Regions from separate parts of the Homo sapiens genome. Here region 2 is linked to region 1. A link is an interaction called in ENCODE POLR2A ChIA-PET data of the cell type or tissue named here. Cell type or tissue: OCI-LY7. All regions are shown on one strand. Links, peaks and the distances in the headings refer to the core of each region. The heading gives the core; the rest is flanking DNA.

Region 1 (10,514 bases), core at 1,588-9,587:
CCCTTAATTGGCCCACTGGCCTGCTGGCCTCGCTTCTCCAGCCTGCTCTGCTGTGCCCTGCCTGCTCTCTTCAGGGTCCCTCCCTCTGCTGCCCTGCCCCCCAACCCCCTCCCCTGGCTCCAACCCCAGTCACAGCCTCACTTCTCCCACCTGCTTCAGTTGGGTCTCTGAATTGACCTGGAGCTGACAGAGAGCACAGTGGAAGGCAGGGCTGGGCCCCTGCCGGCCGCCCCGGCCCCCTGTGACTCTCTTGGCTTTGTGTCCGGCACCTCCCCTGGACACCGGGCGGCCCCGGCTCCTCCGGGGAGCCCCTCGCTGACCTTCCATCATCCACCGGTGCTTGGCTCCTGGAGAGGGAAGAAGGCAGTCTCTCAGCAGCAGGAAGGGGTTGCAGGGGCCACAGAGACCCCCTCCACACTCATGCAATTTGGCTCTCCCTGTAAGCCTCACGGCTGCTCTGTGCACACATCGCCCTCCAGCCACACGTGGTTTCCCCTCCCAGCTTCTGTCCTTTCATGCCAGCCCCTCCTATGAAAGGCCTTTCTGCACTACAAATAGCTGCCTTCCCCTTTGCTTTGATCTCAGTCCTTTCCTTCTGGGTGTAATCTAAGGAGAGAGGCAGATGTCTCCTGTCTCCTGTGGAGTGACCCTTCAGAGATTTAGCGACCTTCAGTTCTTGCTGCCTCAGACTTCTCTTCCCAATTCTCCTTCCCCAAGGAGTAATGGGAGGACCCAGAAACGTCCGTTCAGTAACACACAAGCACAAAGCCTCCGCCATCCAACCCTTGAGCGAAGCACCCAGGAACTCAAGCCTGCCCTCATCTGGCGAGGCTTAGCTTCTGTCCCACCCTTTCCCTGGGCTCCAGCTCCTGGGACTACTGACCTGTGTTGTGAGCCTGAAGCTGGGAGGCCGAGTTCACTGTCACCTTACACGTGGGGCAGTAGAGGTGCCCCTTCTCACTCCTGCCTTCCCCACTCATGCTGCTTCCCACGGCAGCTGCCGCTGGCTCAGGCCCCGGTGCCTCTCTCCCAGGCTCTGGGGAGCAAGGTGGGCAGGAGGAAGAAGAGGATGAGGAGGCAGCATCCAAGAGCTCTGAGTGGGCTGGCTCCCTGCATGTAGGGTCTGGAGTTGGTGGTGGCTGGAGTGGAGGCCCAAGAGGAGGGGCTGCAGGAACTGCTGCAGAGATGGAAGAGTGTGAGACCCAAGATGACGCTGCAGACCACGATCTTCAGCTCTGACCATGGAGGTGGCCTGGAGGGCCCCTGGTGGATGACCAGCACTGAATTCCAGGCCCCACTTTTCTACCAACTCACTGGGCAGACTTGGGCCTCAGTTTCCCCATCTGAAATCATTAAGTTGGACACAGTGGTCTCAGAAAGCCCTCACAGCCCTCATATCCTTATTTGCTAACTTAAACAGAGATCACCAAAAAAGATGTACTAGAATGTTCAGAGAACACTATTCATAATATCATAAAACTGAAACTACCCACATGTCCACCAACAGGAGAGCAGATTTTTAAAAAACAATGGTGCGGGCTGGATACGGTGGCTCATGTCTGTAATCCGAGCACTTTGGGAGGCCGAGGCAGGTGGATCACCTAAGGTCAGGAGTTCGAGACTGGCCTGGCCAACATGGTGAAACCCTATCTCTACTAAAAATACAGAATTAGGCGTGGTGGCACATGCCTATAATCCCAGCTACTCGGGAGGCTGAGGCAGGAGAATCGCTTGAACCTGCAAGGTGGAGGTTACAGTGAACTGAGATCACACCACTGCACTCCAGCCTGGGCGACAGAGTGAAACGCCATCTCAAAAACAAACAAACAAACAAAAAAAACACAGTGGTATGGGCCAGACGCAGTGGCTCACGCCTGTGATCCCAACACTTTGGGAGGCCAAGGTTAGCAGATCACTTGAGTCCAGGACTTCGAGACCAGACTGGGTGACACAGCGAAACACCATCTGTACTAAAAATACAAAAATTAGCCAGGCATGGTGGCACATGCCTATAGTTCCAACTACTTGGGAGGCTGAGGCAGGAGAATCGCTTGAGAGCCAGGGAGGTGGATGAGCCTAGGTCACACCACTGCACTCCAGCCTGGGTGACAGAGCCAGACCCTGTCTCAAAAAAAAAAAGAGCTTTTAAGAATTTAAATTAAAAAAAAATAGTGGTATGATCCACGGTGGAGTACTACACAGCAATGAAAGAGAACAAACTACAGCTACACGCAAAAACATGGATGAATCTTACAGATATAATGAATGTTGATGAATGTTTGTGAGAGATGAATAAAAACTAGATACCGGCCAGGCAGGGTGGCTCACGCCTGTAATCCCAGCACTTTGGGAGGCCGAGGTGGGTGGATCACAAGGTCAGGAGTTCGAGACCAGCCTGGCCAATATGGTGAAACCCCGTTTCTACTAAAAATACAAAAATTAGCTGGACGTGGTGGCAGGTACCTGTAGTCCCAGCTACTTGGAAGGCTGAGGTAGGAGAATGGCTTGAACCCAGGAAGCAGAGGTTGCAGTGAGCCAAGATTGCACCGCTGTGCTCCAGCCTGGGAGACAGAGCGAGACTCTGTCTCAAAAAACAAACAAACAAAACAAAAAAAACCCACAAAACAAAACAGATACAAAAAAACCCCTGCACACTCTATGTTTCACCAAAAATAGGTAAAGCTGATCTATGCTGAGAAAAGTCAGGATCGTATTTACCATCAGAGGGGTTGTAGTTAGTTGAATAGTGTCTCCCCCAAAATTCACATCTATCTGGAACCTCAGAATGTGACCTTATTTGGAAACAGGGTCTTTGAAGATAAAATTAGTTAAGATGAGGTCATGCTGGGTTCGGGTGGGATTGATCTAGTGACTGGTACCCTTATAAAAAGAGCTTGTGGAAACACAGGGACACACAAGGGAGAATGTGGAGATGGAGGTGGAGATTGGAGTGATGCGTCTATAAGCCAAGGAGTGCCAAGGAATACTGGCAGCCACCAAAGGCCAGAAGAGAAGCATGGGACACTTTCTCCTCTAAGCCCCCAAGAAGGAACCAATGCTGTCAACGCCTTGATTTCAGACTTCTGGCCTCCAGAGCTGTGTGAAAATAAATTTTTGTTGTTTTCAGTCACCCAGGTTGTAGTCTCTTTTTTTGGGGGTGGGGGTGGGCAGGGGAGGTTAGAGACAAGGTTTTGCTCTGTCACCCATAGCTCACTGCAGCCTCGACCTCCTGGGCTTAAGCAGATCCTCCTGCTTCAGCCTCCTGAGTAGCTGGGACTACAGGTGTGCATCATCATGCCTGGCAAATAAATTTTTTGTAGAGACAGGGTCACACCATGTTTCCCAGACTGGTCTCAAACTCCAGGCTTAAAGCAATCCTCCCGCCTCAGCCTCCCAAAGTGTTAACCATCACAACATGTGAGCCACCATTCCTAACTTCACAAATGAAGTCATTTGTGAAGGCAGCCCTTGGAAATGAATACTTCAAGGTAATGACCAGGAGGAGGTGCAAGACAAGCTTCTGAGGTGCTGGTAACGTGTTTCCTGATCTGGGTGTGTTCAGCTTAGGAAAATTCATGGCGTGGTACACTTGTGTGCCTTTGCCTGTCTGTATGGAATACTCCAACACAAGCAAAAAGAATAAGCAGAAATCTCTCAACCCCTTGTCGGAAACCAGATTTGGAGTGGAGACGTGGGAAAGAGAAGAGCTCAGGACTGACCTTTACTCTGTGGCTCTCCAGGGGCTCCACTGGCCAGCGTTGGGATTGGGGACACTACAGCCCCATCCTGGGCCTGGGTGTGTGGCCTCTGCTTGCTCTTGGCAGCCTCGACAGCCTTGAGTTTTCTGGCGTGTTTGTGGCCTTTATAATGTGCCTCGGCCTGGTTCTGGGGAGGGGAGGGCAAGAGGTCACCATTCACTGGCTGAGTCCACATGCCCCATCTGTGAACTGGAGCCCAGCAGGGGGACAGGTCAAAGGGAGGCAGGGCTCAGGTCACACAAAGGGCAAGTCCTTGTCCTTGTCATCATCATCACCATAGCACATGTGGCTCTGAGGTTTGCAGAATGTGTTCTCGCACATGAACTCCAAGGCAGGCTGCCTCTGGCTTCAGATCTGACCCAGCCACTTACTAACCACATCTTTTTGTTGTTGTTGTTGTTGTTTTTGTTTTTTGTTTTTTGAGATGGAGTCTCGCTCTGTCGCCCAGGCTGGAGTGCAGTGGCGCCATCTCAGCTCACTGCAACCTCCGCCTCCCGGGTTCAAGCGATTCTTCTGCCTCAGCCTCCGGGGTAGCTGGGACTACAGGCGCCCGCCACCACACCCGGCTAATTTTTTGTATTTTTAGTAGAGACGGGGTTTCACCATATTAGCCAGGATGGTCTCGATCTCCTGCCTCGTGATCCACCCGCCTCAGCCTCCCAAAGTGCTGGGATTACAGGCGTGAGCCACCACGCCTGGCCACTAACTACATCTTTAGGCAAGTAACATCTCTCTGAGCCTGAGTCTCCTCACCCATAAACCCTGTGATGATAATACTGACCTCATGGGGTTGTCAGAATTACATGGGAACATGAATTACAAGGGCCGAGTACATAGAGTAGGTGCTCAATGAATGTTAGTTATCAAGTGTATCAATGCACAAATGGAGAAAGCAGAGCAATCCCCACACTTTGGGGTGTATGTACCCCAGAACATTCATCCCTTTGTTCATTTGTTCAACAAGTCATTACTGAGCATTTGCTATTTGCCAGGCACTGTGCCCGGGGTCCGGCAGGAAGAAGAATGGTTCCTCCCTCAGAACGAATTCTCTCCTCCATCTTTTTTTTTTTTTGAGACGGAATCTCGCTTTGTCACCCAGGCTGGAGTGCAACGGGAGCAATCTAGGCTCACTGTAACCTCTGCCTCCTGGGTTCAAGCGATTCTCCTGCCTCAGCCTCCCGAGTAGCTGGGATTACAGGCACCTGTCACCACAACTGGCTGCTTTTTTTTTTTTCTTCTGTATTTTAGTAGAGATGGGGTTTCACCATGTTGGCCAGGCTGGTCTCTAACTCCTGACCTCAAGTGATCCACCCACCTTGGCCTCCCAAAGTGCTGGGATTACAGGCATGAGCCACCACGCCCAGCCTCTCCTCCATCTCTTGCAGGACTCATGGAACCAGAAGGCCTGAAGGGAATCCTCAAATCTGGTCTGTCAGTGTCCTCCCTCCAAGGGTCCTCACTTGCTGCTCCCCGGCCCACCTCCTTGAAACATGGGAAAGACAGGCCCCCATGGCCCCTCCCTGGATGCTATACCACAGCAGTTCTGCTGGCATCCAACCGAAACCCCAGATTGCCTAACAGGAGGTAGACCTTCCCTGGGAGGCCAGAATGAGGTTCCTCCTCTACCTAGTGGTAAGATGTAGTAGAAAGGGGTAGGCTGTAGTAGAAAGTCATAGACCTTGGGGTCAGCCAGGCCTGGATTCATATCCCAGCTTTGCTACTTACCAGCTGTGTGGTCTTAGGCAAGTCACTTAACCTCTCTAAGGCTCACTTTCCTCATCTGAAAATCGGGGATTATAATAGCGCCTCTAGGCCAGGCGCGGTGGCTCACACCTGTAATCCCAGCATGTTGGGAGGTTGAGGTGGGTGGATCACTTGAGCCCAGGAGTTCGAGACCAGCTTGGGCAACATGGTGAAACCCTGTATCTGCCAAAAATATAAAAAAATTAGCCAGGCGTGGTAGCACATGCCTGTAATCCCAGCTACTAGGGAAGCTGAGGCACAAGAATCACTTGAACCCTGGAGGTGGAGGCTGCAGTGAGCCAAGATTGCGCCACTGCACTCCCGCCTGGGTGACAGAGTGAGACCTTGTCTAAAAAAACAAAACAAAACAAAAAAATCCCGCCTCCACCCGTCTCACAGATGTATCATGAAAACTATTATTTAAGGGGATGGGCATGATCACATTCTGTAAACTCTCAGGTGCCTTAAGAGCTCAGCTCCAGACCAGGAGCTGATGAGATGGGCCACTGGGACCTGGAGTGGAGGAAGGGCAGTCTTCTCTCTTGCAGAAGGATCCAGAACACAGGAGAGAGGCCTGGGGGGAAGGAAATGGAATCCCACTGGGCTACAGCTGGGCAGAAGGGGAAGGGGCAGAAGAATCTAGAGAGAGGAGAGGATGCGATGGTTAAAGGACCAAGAGTGCCTCTTCTGCAGCCAGGGTGGAAAATACCGACCACAGCCCCTTTGCCACTGATATTCCTCCCAGAAGGACTCTGAAAGCCCAGCCTCCAGCCCTCTCCCTGCCCAGCCCCCTCCCCAGACCTGCTTTCACTACTTTGTCTCACCGCTGAGTTGAACCTCAGGTGACAGATGTTACAGGAAATGAACAGCTTCTTCTTCAGAGGGGAGGGGACACCAAACGTGTGGCTGATGACAGCTTTCTGGACCGGGTCCATCTGTGAAGGGAGTGGGAGGGCATAATAACTCTGGGGTTGGCTTGGGAAGCAGGGGTCGGGGGCAGCACAAAATGCCCAAAACTAAAGATGACTGAAGAGGGCCTTGGTCAGCTTCTAGGAAGAACTTTTCCATCCTGTGGATGTTGGAAAGAGAAACAGCTGGGCCAGGCGCGGTGGCTCACACCTGTAATCCCAGCACTTTGGGAGGCCGAGGCAGGCAGATCACCTCAGGTTGGGAGTTCAAGACCAGCCTGACCAACATGGAGAAACCCCATCTCTACTAAAAAAAAAATACAAAATTAGCCAGGTGTGATGGCGCATGCCTGTAATCTCAGCTACTCGGGAGGCTGAGGCAGGAGAATTGCTTGAACCAGGGAGATGGAGGTTGCGGTGAACCGAGAGCAGGCCATTACACTCCAGCCTGGGCAACAAGAGCGAAACTTCGTCTCAAAAAAAAAAAAAAGAAAAGAAAAAGAAAAAGAAAAGGAAAGAAAGAAGAAGAAACAGCTGCCTGGGTGCAGTGGCTCACGCCTGTAATCCCATCACTTTGGGAGGCCAAGATGGGTGAATCACCTGAGGTCAGGAGTTCAAGACCAGCCTGGCCAAGAGAAACTCCTTCTCTACTAAAAATACAAAAATTAGCCAGGTGTGGTGGCACGTGCCTGTAGTCTCAGCTACTCAGGAGGCTGAGGCAGGAGGCTTGAACCTCAGAGGCAGAGGTTGCAGTGAGCTGAGATTGCGCCACTGCACTCCAGCCTGGGCAACAGAGTGAGACTCTGTCTCAAAAAAAAAAAAAAAAAAAAAGAGAAGAGAAAAGAAAAGAAAGGAAAAGAAAAGAAAAGAAAAATACACAGCCTCTCCCGGCTGTCTTTATTTGTCAGCCTAGGCTTCTGCTTGGAAGCAGGGGAATGGCCAGAGTGCCCTGCATGTTTCTGGGACATAGAACCATGTCCTGGTGATCACCTTGGCATCTCTTGGTGCCCCTTAGGTCATTATTTTTGTTTTTTGTTTTTCTCCTTTGCAATAATTACAACTATTGGGACAGAGAGTTGGAAACAAGGAGAGGCAGGGAAGAGACAAAGAACTCGTCTGTTGGAATTTCCTCTCCCATCACCCAGGCTTCATGCAGGGACCTGTGGGCTGGGGGAAGATAAGTCCTATCTCATCAGCTCTATCACTGTCACAGGGCCTGAGGCTGCTGACGACCTTTTTTTTTTTTTTTTTTTTTTTTTATAAGATGGAATACTGCTCTGTCGCCCAGGCTGGAGTGCAGTGGCATGATCTCAGCTCACTGCAACTTCCACCTCTCAGGTTCAAGTGATTCTGCTGCCTCAGCCTCCCGAGTAGCTGGGATTACAGGCGCCCACCACTACGTCTGGCTAATTTTTGTTATTTTTAGTAGAGACAGGGTTTCACCATGTTGGCCAGGCTGGTCTCGAACTCCTGCCCTCAAAATGATCCGCCTGCCTTGGCCTCCCAATGTGCTGGAATTACAGGTGTGAGCCACCGTGCCCAGCCATGACGACCTCTCTTGAGAGAGTGAGAGCCACAGCCAGGGGAGGTGGGGGGCCAGTAGGGGGCAGGGAGCAGCAAGTGGAGGCCTAAGGTTCCCCAAGGAGTAGGATCGTTTCTTTGGAATATTAATTTGGATTTTTTTTCTTTTCCTTATTATTTTTTTGAGATGGAGTCTCCCTCTTGTCGCCCAGGCTGGAGTGCAATGGCGGAGCCAAAATCTTGCAACCTCCGCTTCCTGGGCTCAAGCGATTCTCCTGCCTCAGCCTCCCAAGTAGCTGGGACTACAGGTGCCCACTACCATGCTCGGCTAATTTTTGTATTTTTAGTAGAGATGGGGTTTCACCATCTCTGTTGGCCAGGCTAGTCTCAAACTCCTGACCTCAGATGATCAGCCCACCTCAGCCTCCCAAAGTGCTGGGATGACAGGCATGAGCCACTGCACCTAGCTTCTTTTCCTTATTTTAAATCATTTTTTTCTTCTATAGAATTAAGGCTTTATGTTCCCTTTTCTCAGGAAGTTGGGCCAAATGCAGCTGTCTGAACTTGTCAAGAACTTTCCAGGCTGGGCGTGGTGGCTCACACCTGTAATCCCAGCACTTTGGGAGGCCGAGGTGGGAGGATCCCTTGAGCTCCAGAGTTTGAGACCAGCCTGGGTAATATAGTGAGACCTCATCTCTGCTTATATAAAAATAAAATAAAATAAAAAAGGAACTTTCCAAACCTTCCCAAGAAAAGAAAACAGAGCTTAGAGAGAAGAACATGGGTGCAGAAACTTCCCTGAGAACAGAAAGTGGTTCAAATTTTCACAGCACCCAGGGCCAGCAAGGGGCTCAGGGGACAGGACCTCAGAGGAGAATGGCCTGCAGGGGCCCCCTGCAATTGGAACCATGCCATTCAACAGTGAGCCTGTCAGCAAGCGACAGCAAGGACTCAAGACCAGAGGACCACCCCCCAAATGCCTCAGACTCCTTAGGACCTCTGTCTAACTCTGGAGGGTGGGAGGGAAGGGATTCCTAAGTGTGACTGAGGTGGAGTTTGCCACCATCTGCTCAGGATGGGGCATGCCACACCCATGATTTCACTTGAGTTTTCAAAATTTAAAAAAACAGAGATGGTTGCTGATCCCTCATATAGTGAATTAAAATTCATATACTTGTTATGCACACGTGTACAAGGAAATGTACAGACTAGGACACACACACAGCACAGAAGCTTCAGGCAGTTACAAATGCTCAGACAAGCAGAACAATTCACACTCATGCACACAAAGGGCACATGACCACAGGTAAACTCACAATCACCCAAGCCACACAAAAACACGCATGCTCAGAGGGCAGATACACGCCAAACACACAAAAGACACAAGGACACAATAAACCCTCAGATTGTGCAGGCACATACCTTAATTACATAAAATTACCCATGCACAAAGAGTTGTTTACAAACACACGTTGGACACCAACACACAAACTCACATCCACATATAACATACAAAACCTATAGAAACTACAACAAAAAGGCACAGGTTACACACACACACACACACACACACACACACACACACACACACGTCATCCACAGGAGCGCCTACACAGAAGCTTAAGTGGAATGCACAGACTACAGGCCCTTGCAGGCCCAGCAGCTATGATGGTGGGGGTGGGGAAAGGGCTGACACCATCTTGTTCCCCAGCCTAAGAGAGAGCGGGTCCCTCTCTTAGGATCCCAAATAGGGGTCCCTATTTGGGGAGCACCTATCCCCTCTGGGGGATGTTGGAGAAAAAGCTCCTGGTTAGACCCAGCTGCTGAGAGCTGGACCCTCTGAACCCACCTTCTGTGCCCACCCACAAGCTTGTGTGCATGCCCCCACCCGCCAGCCCAGCCCATACCGTGCTGAAGTTGGGGAAGAGACTGAGCGGGGCAGCGCCATTGAAGTGGAAGGCGAGCAAGTGCTTGAAGTCCAGCGGGGGCTGCAGAGGCCGGGTGGGCAGGGGCAGGGAGGCCAGCAGGGGGCTGGGGGCGCCGGAGGCCGGGCCTGCTGCAGGAGGAAGAAGGGCAGGGTCTGAAATGGGCTCTGTCCTACCCCCGTGGCCAGAACAAGAGGCGGGTGGGCTTCTTGGGTGTGGAGCTGGGCAGAAACCTGTGTCTCTCTTCACAGAGTGGCACCAGCCAGACCCATAGTGATTATAGCCCCCTTCTCTGTGCCCTTCCTCCCCACAGCTGGGGAAGCAGAGGCAGGGAGTCCACAGTTGAGGCTCCCAGCCCAGAGGGATGACCCTCCTGCCCCTACTGAGGCAGCATACTGAACCCCAGGGCAGCCCAGCCAAGAGAGGGACAGAGGGGTCTGGGCAGGCCCTGACACACACACCACCATGGAGACTGCATGATGTGCTGGGATTCCATTTTATTGCAAATTAAACTCAAACCCAGGGGTATTAGGAAAAGGCTAGCCCTCGCCCCTCTCACTCTCTAACTATCCTCCCTCCCTCCAGATCCCCAGGATTTCATGGCCAGGGCTGACAGGAGGGAATGGGAAACCCATGGGCTCTGAAGGGATGTGCTCCCC
Region 2 (10,514 bases), core at 1,716-9,715, 79 kb before region 1:
ATTAAATTCCACATTCCATAGGTGTTACCAAAATAGTCTCAGTAGTCTTAAAATATCTTTATGCTTATGAACTCCACCCTTGTATCCAAAAGAACTGGTAGCTGGAGAACAAGTTTTATTCCGCCACCCAGCAGGAAGCCTTGGCATCCTGTGGCCCAGTGCATGGTTTTGGGGGATGAAGCTGACTCTGGTTCTTCATGTCCCCAGGTGGGAAGAAAAGATCCCTCTGGCAAAAACCACCCTGGAGAAGACCTGGCTGTTCCACGAGATCGGCCGCTGCTACTTGGAGCTGGACCAGGCCTGGCAGGCCCAGAATTATGGCGAGAAGTCCCAGCAGTGTGCCGAGGAGGAAGGGGACATTGAGTGGCAACTGAATGCCAGTGTTCTGGTGGCCCAGGCACAAGGTATGGGCTCAGAGATGACCACCCTACCTTTTCCAGCCTTCAGGCCCAGCTCACACCAGGGCTAGGAGTCTTGTGGACTGAGTTTACCATCCCAGTGTTTCTCCTTCCCAGATTATTCTGAGAGTGGGGATAAGCCACTCTATTTTGACCAGCACGTGGTAAGTGCTTTCATTAAGCAAAGCTTGGTTAGAGCTTGGGGTACCTTGAGCCTACCTCTGCCCTTGAGGAGGTCAGCTGCAGACCCACACAGCATCGTGTCATCCTCACAACAGTGCCCATGTATTGAGCCACTTTCCTTCTGCCTTGGTACTTTTTTTTTGTTTTGTTTCATTTTGTTTTTGAGACAGAGTTTCGCTTTTGTTGCCCAGGCTGGAGTGCAGTGGTGCGATCTCGGCTCATTGCAACCTCTGCCTCCCAGGTTCAAGTGATTCTTCTGCTTCAGGCTCCCAAGTAGCTGGGATTACAGGCGTCTGCCACCACACCTGGCTAATTTTTTGTGTTTTTAGTAGAGACAGGGTTTCACCATGTTGGCTAGGCTGGTCTCAAATTCCTGACCTCAGGTGATCCAAACGCCTCGGCCTCCCAAAGTGCTAGGATTACAGGCGTGAGCCACCATGCCCGGCCCTGTTTTGTTTTTTGAGACGAAGTCTCACTATGTTACCCAGGCTAGACTGCAGGGGCACGATCTCAGCTCACTGCAACCTTGGCCTCCCGGGTTCAAGCGATTCTCCTGCTTCAGCCTCCAGGGTAGCTGGGATTACAGGCGCGCACCACCACACCCGGCTAATTTTTGTATTTTTAGTAGAGACGGGGTTTCACCACGTTGGCCAGGCTGTTCTCGAACTCCTGACCTCAGGTGATCCACCCGCCTCAGCTTCCCAAAGTGCTGGGATTACAGGCATGAGCCACCACACCCAGCCAGCATTCTTGTATTGAATCATTATGATGTAGGTAGGCATTATCATCCTTATTTTAGAGATAGGGAAACTGAGGCACAGAGAGGTCCAGTAGACTCCCCAAGTCCTATGAGGGAAGCTTTTTTTTTTTTTTTGAGATGGAGACTCACTCTGTCACCCAGGCTGGAGTGCAGTGGCGCGATCTCAGCTCACTGCAACCTCTGCCTCATGGGTTCAAATGATTCCTGTGCCTCAGCTTCCTGAGTAGCTGGGATTACATGTGTGCACCATAATACCCAGCTATGTCTTTGTATTTTTAGAGATGCAGTTTCACTATGTTGGCTGGTTTCAAACTCCTGGCCTCAAGTGATCCACCCACCTCAGCCTACCAAAGTGCTGGGATTACAGGTGTGAGCCACTGCGCCTGGCCGAGGAAACCTTTTATTTTTTAATTTATTTTATTTCTTTATTTTTATTTTTTGAGATGGAGTCTTGCTGTGTCACCCAGGCTGGAGTGTAGTGACACAATCTCGGCTCACTGCAACCTCTGTCTCCTGGGTTCAAGCGATTCTGCTGTCTCAGCCTTCCGAGTAGCTGGGATTACAGGCGTGTGCCACCACTCCTGGCTAATTTTTTTGTATTTTTGTAGAGATGGGGTTTCACCATGTTGGTCAGGCTGGTCTCGAACTTCTGACCTCAAGTGATCTGCCCGCCTCTGCCTCCCAAAGTGCTGGGATTATAGGCATAAGCCACTGCACCCGGCCTCCAAGGGAACCTTTCAGAGTGATGGAAATGTTCTAAAATGGGATTGTGGTGGCCACTGTACAACTCTGTAAATTTTCTTCTTTTTTTTTTTTGAGATGGAGTCTTGCTCTGTCACCTAGACTGGAGTGCAGTGGCACAATCTTGGCTCACTGCAACCTCCGCCTCCCGTGTTCAAGCTATTCTCCTGCCTCAGTCTCCTGAGTAGCTGGGATTACAGGCGTGCGCCACCACACCTGGCTAATGTTTGTATTTTTAGTAGAGACGGGATTTCACCAAGTTGGTCAGGCTGGTCTTGAACTCTTGACCTCGTGATCTGCCTGCTTCAGCCTCCCAAAGTGCTGGGATTACAGTTGTGAGCCACTGTGCCCGGCCTCAACTCTGTAAATTTTCTCAAAATCATTGAACTTTATCCTTACAAGCCGGTGAACTTTATTTATTTATTTTTTTGAGAAGGCGTCTCACTCTGTTGCCCAGTCTGGAATGCAGTGGCGCGATCTTGGCTCACTGCAACCTCCGCCTCCCGGGGTCAAGTGGTTTTCCTGTCACATTGAGATAACTTTAAATTACATACTCAGTTAAAAATTAGGCTGGGGACAGGCACGGTGGCTCACGCATGTAATCCCAGCACTTTGGGAGGCCGAGGCAGGTGGATCACCTGAGGTCAGGAGTTTGGTACCAGCCTGACCAACAAGGTGAAACCTCGTCTCTACTAAAAATACAAAAATTAGCCAGGTGTGGTGGCACACGCCTGTAGTCCCAACTACTCGGGAGGCTGAGGCAGGAGAACTGCTTGAATCCAGGAGGCGGAGGTTGCAGTGAGCCCAGATTGCGCCACTGTGCTCCAGTCTGGGTGAAAGAACGAGACTCTGTCGCAAAAAAAAAAAAAAAAAAAAAAAAAAAAATTAGCCTGGCCATAGTGGCTAACACTTATAATCCTGGCACTTTGGGAAGCCAAGGTGGGAGGATCGGTTGAGCCCAGGAGTTTGATACCAGCCTGGGCAACATAGGGAGATCTCATCTTTACAAAAAATAAGGCAACTTAAAGAGACCTCATCTCTACAAAAAATAAAAATTAGGGCGGGGCACAGTGGCCCATGCCTGTAATCCCTGCACTTTGGGAGGCCAAGGTGGGCAGATCACAAGGTCAGGAGTTCAAGACCAGCCTGGCCAACATAGTGAAACCCCATCTCTACTAAAAATCCAAAAAATTAGCCGGGCGTGGTGGTGCATGCTTGTAATCCAAGCTGCTCGGGAGGCTGAGGCAGGAGAGTTGCTTGAACCTGGGAGGCGGAGGTTGCAGTGAGCTGAGATCGTGCCACTGCACTCCAGTCCAGGCGACTATGAGACTCTGTATCAAAAAAAAAAAAAAAAAAAAAATTAGCTGAGTGTGGTGGCAGGCACCTGTGATCCCAAATATTTGGGAGGCTGAGGTAGAAGGATCACTTGAGCCCAGGTTGAGACCGCAGTGAGCCATGATCATGCCACTGCATTCCAGCCTGGGATACAGAGCGAGGCCCTGACCCTCACTCCAAAAAAAAAAAAAAAAAAAAAAAAAAAAACAGAAAGAATGAAAGAATAATCCTGAATGATTTACTCTCTTGAATAAGCATGTGACTCTTCTGCAGACCTTTAATGTCAGAGTCCCACTGGTCTTGAAAGGAATACTGCGACTCCACATATTTTCAGAATTACACTTAAATTTCCTTTAAGTGTAATAGCCTTTTTTTTCTTCTTTTTTGAGATAGAGTCTTGCTTTATCACCCAGACTTTAGTGCAGTGTCACGTCCCTGCATTCATGGCTCACTGCAGCCTCAACCTCCCAGGCTCCGGTGATTCTCCCTCCTCAGCCTCCCCAGTTGCTGGGACCACAGGTGCATGCCACCATGCCTGGCAAATTTTTTTTTTGGTAGAGAACGGGGTCTCCCTATGTTGTCCAGGTTGTTCTGGAACTCCTGGGCTCAAGCAGTGCTCCCACCTCGGCCTCCCAAAATGCTGGGATTACAGGCATGAGCCGCTGTGTCTAGCCAAGTGTAATGGCGTTTTATTTTATTTTATTTTATTTATTTTTGAGATGGAGTTTCGCTGTTTCACCCAGGCTGGAGTGCAGTGGTGCAATCTCAGCTCAGTGCAACCTCTGCCTTCCGATTTCAAGCGATTCTTCTGCCTCAGCCTCCCAGGTAGCTGGGATTACATGCGTCCACCACCATGCCTGGCTAATTTTTGTATTTTTAGTAGAGATGGGGTTTCACCATGTTGGCCATGCTGATCTCAATCTCCTGACCTTGTGATCCGCCTGTCTTGGCCTCCCAAATTGTTGGGATTACAGGTGTGAGCCACCGCGACTGGCTGTAATGACCTTTTAAAGTCTGACTTATGAACACAAGGGCTTATTTTCCCCATGGGTCTCAAAGCAGTGCTTGGGAGGAGGATAGATCTTGGATATACTCAATTGTAAAAGAAAGCAGTGGTTTGTGAAGACCTTGGCTGGTAAGCACTTTCTCCTTTATGAAGCTCTTGGCTAGGTGAGGTGGTTCACGCCTGTAATCCCAGCACTTTGGGAGGCCAAGGTGGAGGATTGCTTGAGGCCAGTAGTTCGAGACCAGGCTGGGCAACATGGTGAGACCCTGTCTCTATTAATTTAATTATATATATATATATAGAGAGAGAGAGAGAGAGAGACAGGGTCTCACTCTGTCACCCAGGCTGGAGTGCAGCAGTGCAATCTGGGCTCACTGCAACATTGACCTTCTGGGATCAAGGGATCCTCCCATCTCAGCCTCCCGAGTAGCTGGGACTACATGCATGCGGCCTCACACCCAGCTAATTTTGTATTTTTGGTAGAGATCGGGTCTCACTATGTTGCCCAGGCTGGTCTTGAACTCCTGGTTCAAGTGATCCGCCTGCCTTAGCCTCCCAAAGTGCTGGGATTATAGGTGTGAGCCACCGCACCTAGCCTATGTATGTATGTATTTATTTTTAATTAATTAATTTTTTTGAGACAGTCTTGCTCTGTCACACAGGCTGGAGTGCAGTGGCGCGATCTCGGCTCACTGCAACCTCTGCCTCTGAGGTTCAAGCAATTCTTCTGCCTCAGCCTCCCGAGTAGCTGGGTTTACAGTCGCCCGTCACCATGCCTGGCTAATTTTTGTATTTTTAGTAGAGATGGGGATGTCACCATGTTGGCCAGGGTGGTCTCGAACTCCTGACCTCAAGCAATCCGCCCACCTTGGCCTCCCAAAGTGCTGGGATTACAGACGTGAGCCACCACGCCCGGCCTGACATATGTATTTAATTTTTTAAAATGAAATGAAGCTCTGAGGGCTCAAATCAATCACTCAATCAATCTGCTAATCATTTCAGTCCCAGCTCCAGCACTAATTGGCACGGAGAGCCCAGATGAGCCGCTTTTTCTACGGGTTCAGATTGTACCTGAGTGGGGCCTGGACTCGAGACAGCTGAGGTTCCAGCAGCTGGCCCATGGATTGCATCCAGCCCTCTGTGCTTTGGTCTGCATATCATTTTTGAAAAAAATGAATGACCATTTAAAAAATATGAATTTCTGGCCGAGCGGTGGCTCACACCTGTAATCCCAGCACTTTGGGAGGCCGAGGCAGGTGGATCACCTGAGGTCAGGGTTTAAGACCAGCCTGACCAACATGACGAAACCCCATCTCTACTTAAAAAACAAAATTAGCCAGGTGTGGTGTCATGTGCCTGTAATCCCAGCTTCTCAGGAGGCTGAGGCAGGAGAATCGCTTGAACCTGGGAGGCAGAGGTTGCAGTGAGCCGAGATTGCCCCATTGCACTCCAGCCTGGGCAACAAGAGTGAAACTCTGTCTCAAAAAAAAAAAAAAAAAAATTCGTCTTCCAGAACAATCTAAAGATGGAGCAGGATGCGGTTTTCTCCTCCACTCTGGAGACATATGATGTATGCACTAGACTGCACCACAGTCCCCTTCTCTCACCAACGCCTTTGAATGAGGCCCAGGTTCCTCAGTCCTGGTTCTCGATGGTGACATAGCCCAGGAACACGGTGGAAAGGATGGTGCTGAGCAGCTCAGTGATGCTTCCCTGGGGCCTGGGTCCGACTACAGCTCACACAAGCTTCTGATGGGCCCTGGCAGTGCTCGAGTAGCCAGAGGCTCCATCATGCACCACACGTTGTCACACTCTACCTGTGTTGTGCCTTCTCCCCTTGCTCTCCAGTGAAGCTGAGAGACTTCGAGTCAGCCGTGAACAATTTTGAGAAGGCCCTGGAGAGAGCAAAGCTTGTGCATAACAACGAGGCGCAGCAGGCCATCATCAGTGTGAGCCTTTCCACCCGCCGGGCTTCGGGTGTCAGGAGTGGGGTTGGGTGGTCAGGCCTTCAGTTCCCCCTCAGCCTGCTTGGGCGCCATTCCACAGCCGTTTTTTTGTTTGTTTGTTTATTTGTTTTGAGACAGAGTCTTGCTCTGTTGCCCAGGCTGGAGTGCAATGGCGTGATCTCGGCTCACTGCAAGCTCCGCTTCCGGGTTCACACCATTCTCCTGCCTCAGCCTCCCAAGTAGCTAGGACTACAGGCGCCCCCCACCACGTCTGGCTAATTTTTTGTATTTTTAGTAGAGACAGGGTTTCACTGTTAGCCAGGATGGTCTCGATCTCCTGACTTTGTGATCCGCCCGCCTTGGCCTCTCAAAATGCTGGGATTACAGGCGTGAGCCACTGTGCCCAGCCAGAAACAAAAATTTTACAAAATATATTTACCTCTGCTACGTACTCTGCATGCTGATATTTCCTATTACATTCTGTTTTCTTATTTTTATTTATTTATTTATTTATTGAGACAGGGTCTCACTCCCGTTGGCCAGGTCAGAATGCAGTGGCACTGTTATGGCTCATTGCAGCCTCGACCTCCTGGGCTCAAGTTATCCTCCTGCCTCATTTTAAAATTTTTTTGTAGAGATGAGGTCTCACTATGTCTTGAACTCCTGAGCTCAGGCAATCCACCCTCCTCAGCCTCCCAATGTGCTGGGATTACACGTGTAAACTGTACTTAGCTTTTTTTTTTTTTTTTTTTGAGACTGAGTCTCACTTGTCACCCAGGCTGGAGTGCAATGGTGTGATCTTGGCTCACTGCAACCTCCGCCTCCCGGGTTCAAACGATTCACCTGCCTCAGCCTCCCGAGTAGCTGGGATCACAGGCGCCCCCCCACCACGCCCAGCTAATTTTTGTATTTTTAGTAGAGATGGGGTTTCACCATGTTGGCCAGGCTGGTTTGGAACTCCTGACCTCAAATGATCTGTCTGCCTCGGCCTCCCAAAGTGCTGGGATTATAGGTGTGAGCCACTGTGCCTGGCCATAATTTTTGTATTTTTAATAGAGATGGGATTTAGCCATGTTGGCCAGGCTGGTCTCGAACTCCTGACCTTAGGTGATCTGCCCGCCTCGGCCTTCCAAAGTGATGGTATTACTGGTATGAGCCACCATGCCCGGCCTTTTTTTTTTTTTTTTTTTTTAAATAGAGATGGGGCCATGTATGGTGGGACCTAGCCTGGGACCCAACGTGTTGCTGGGACTCGGCAACATGGCGAAACCCTATCTCTAAAAAATAAAAAAAATTAGCCGGGTGTGGTGACTCACTCCAGCCACTTGGAAGGCTGAGGTGGGAGGACCACTTAAGCCTGAGAAGTTGAGGCTGTAACAAGGAGTGATCTCACCCCTGCACTCCAGCCTGGGTGACAGAGCGAGACCCTGTCTCTAAATAAATAAATAAGTAGAGACGGAGTCTCAGTATGTTGGCCAGGCTAGTCTCAAACTCTTTGCCTCAAATGATTCTCCTGCCTTGACCTGCCAAAGTGCTGGGATTACAGGCATGGGCCACTGTGCCTAGCCTTATTTTCTTATTTTCTTTTTGCTTTTTATGTATTTATTTTTAGACAGAGTGTCTCTCTGTCACACAGACTTAGTACAGTGGTGAGATCATAGCTTACTGTAGGCTTGACCTCCTGGGCTCAGGCAATCCTCACACCTTAGCCTCCCATCTAGATGGGACTACAGATGCATGTCACCATGCTGGGGGCTAATTTTTTATTTTTTGTAGACTCAGGGTCTTACTCTGTTACCCAGGCTGGTATCAAACTCCTGGACTCAAGTGATCCTCCTGCCTCGGGCTTCCAAAGTGCTGGGACTGAGCCACTGTACCCAGCCCTCATTTTCTCTTATCAGCAGTCCCCAAGCTTTTTGGCACCAGGCTCCAGTTTTGCAGAAGACAGTTTTTCCATGGACCGGTGGTGGGGGAAATGGTTTCGGGATGAAACTGTTCCACCTCAGATCATCAGACATTAGATTCTCATGAGGAGCATGCAACATAGATCCCTCACGTGCCGTTCACAATCGGGTTCTCCCTCCTATGAGAATCTAATGCCGCCACTGATCTGACAGCCTAATGCTCACTTGCCGACCCTCCGCTTACCTCCTGCTGTGTGGCCCGGTTCCTAACAGGCCATGGACCAGTCAGTGGCCCAGGGTCTAAATTGACGTTAGGACTTGCAGTTTGAAAAATACCACCTCCAGGAGACAAGAAATCTAGTGTGATTTCCTCATTCTCTTGCCTAAACCTTTTATTACTTCCTGGCTGTCTCTGTTCCTGACTTTTTCCCACAGGGGTAGGAAGGCACTGGGTAAGCTCTCCCCTGTGGGCCTCTCCAGCTTCCTGCTGGTCAGTCCCCAGCCCCCATCACCTTGCATTCCAGCTCCAGCCAATACCAGCTTCCTGTCTTCCTAAACAGGCTTTCTTTTTTCTTTTCTTTTTTTGAGACAAGGTCTTGCTCTGTCACCCAGGCTACAGTGCAGTGGTGTGACTACAGCTCACTGCAGCCTTGATCTCTGGGCTCAAGAGATAAGTATCTGGGACTACAGGTGTGGGCCACCATGCCTGGCTGATATTTTTAATTTTTATTTTTTGTAGAGATGAGGTCTCACTATATTGCCCAGGCTGGGCACTTGAGAGCTCCTGCACTCAAGCGATCCTCCTGTCTCAGCCTTTTAAAGTGTTGGGATTACAGGTGTGAGCCACCACACCCGGCCTAAACAGGTTTCTTATGCCTCATAACATATGCTGTTATCTCTGCCTGGAATATTCTAAACCTTCCCTTCCCACCTCCTTCACCTGGCTAACTCCCACTCAACCTTTAGGTTTCAGCTTAGATGTCCCCTCTTTGAGGCGGCCTTCTCTGACCCCTCAGTCTGGGTGAGGAGCCCTCACATCAGGTTTCACAGCCTTGATATGTCCCCCATCAAAGTCCACGTTGTGCACTTGTAATTGCCTAGACTTCCATTGCTTAAGGAGGCAGCTGCTAGCCACGTGAGGCTAAAGTTAATTAAAACTAGGCTGGGTGTGGTGGCTCATGCCTGTAATCCCAGCACTTTAGGAGGCCGAGATGGATGGATCACCTGAGGTCAGGAGTTTGAGACCAGCCTGGCCAACATGGTGAAACCCCATCTCTATTAAAAATACAAACAATTAGCCGGGTATGGTGGCACACACCTGTAGTCCCAGCTACTTGGGAGGCTGAGGCAGGAGAATCGCTTGAACCCGGGAGGTGGAGGTTGCATGAGCCAAGATCATGCCATTGCACTCCAGCCTAGGCAACAGAGCGAAACTCCATCTCAAAAAAAAAAAAAAAAAAGTAAATAAAATGTAAAATTCTCAGTCACACTAGCCACATTTCAAGTCATTATAGCCACATGTGAGGCCGGGTGCGGTGGCTCACACCTGTAATCCGAACACTTTGGGAGGCCGAGGCGGGTGGATCACGAGGTCAGGAGATTGAGACCATCCTGGCCAACATTGTCTCTACTAAAAATACAAAAAATTAGCCAGGTGTGATGGCACACTCCTGTAGTCCCAGCTACTCGGGAGGCTGAAGCAGGAGAATTGCTTGAACCTGAGAGATGGAGGTTGCAGTGAGCCAAGATCACGCCACTGCACTCCAGCCTGGGCGACAGAGCGAGACTCCGTCTCAAAAAAAAAAAAAAAGCTACATGTGGCCTATGGGTGCTACATAATACAGATCTAGAATATTCCCATTGTCACAGAAATTTCTGTTGAATAGTGCTGGCCTAGACTGTGTCAGGAGGCAGAGACCAGGGGAGAAACTTGGAGGTGCTCTGGGCTCCCCCACCCCACCCACTCCCAGTGCATCCAGGTGGACGCACAAGCTTAGTAAAGTCTGCACACCAACTTCACAGGTGCACACTCACCCAGGCCTCTTCCTCCTGCTTCTGACCAGACAGCTTCCTTAAGCCCTTCCCACAGCCAAATTCCAGAGCACCACTGGCACGCAGCTGGACCCCAGGAAGTATCTGCTGGAGTGAAGTAAACGGGGCCCCTGTCCTTGGGGAGCTTATGCCATCATTGAAAGAAGCCAGATTGCATAACTTGTGGGCAGCAAAGGGGCATGGCCTCAG

The links. ChIA-PET counts read pairs that join two places held together with the same protein. Peaks named below come from ENCODE experiments on the same cell type or tissue, not always from the same donor. Only the 100,000 strongest peaks of a DNase experiment are listed, where the experiment ranks them.
Region 2: POLR2A ChIA-PET joins it to region 1 with 5 read pairs; 23 of 35 experiments call an interaction of 5 or more read pairs at or near these places.

Annotation. Positions count from the first base shown.
Region 1 is chr17:42,027,900-42,038,413 of GRCh38, forward strand. It overlaps ZNF385C (zinc finger protein 385C), which reads right to left. Exons shown (of 9, transcript NM_001392013.1): 3 at 9,838-9,986; 4 at 6,326-6,436; 5 at 3,720-3,885; 6 at 884-1,174; 7 at 151-347. C17orf113 (chromosome 17 open reading frame 113) reads right to left here. Exons shown (of 3, transcript NM_001358661.2): 3 at 10,333-10,514. Among named protein-coding and RNA genes, the nearest start is that of NKIRAS2, 13 kb to the left of the region's middle. RefSeq lists an enhancer at 858-1,646. In OCI-LY7, for the core only: a CTCF peak has its summit at 3,481; a DNase peak (open chromatin) is centred at 6,362.
Region 2 is chr17:41,948,946-41,959,459 of GRCh38, forward strand. It overlaps ODAD4 (outer dynein arm docking complex subunit 4), which reads left to right. Exons shown (of 12, transcript NM_031421.5): 9 at 208-404; 10 at 6,272-6,372. Among named protein-coding and RNA genes, the nearest start is that of CNP, 13 kb to the right of the region's middle. RefSeq lists an enhancer at 9,994-10,514. In OCI-LY7, for the core only: no CTCF peak of the experiment used is centred there; no DNase peak of the experiment used is centred there.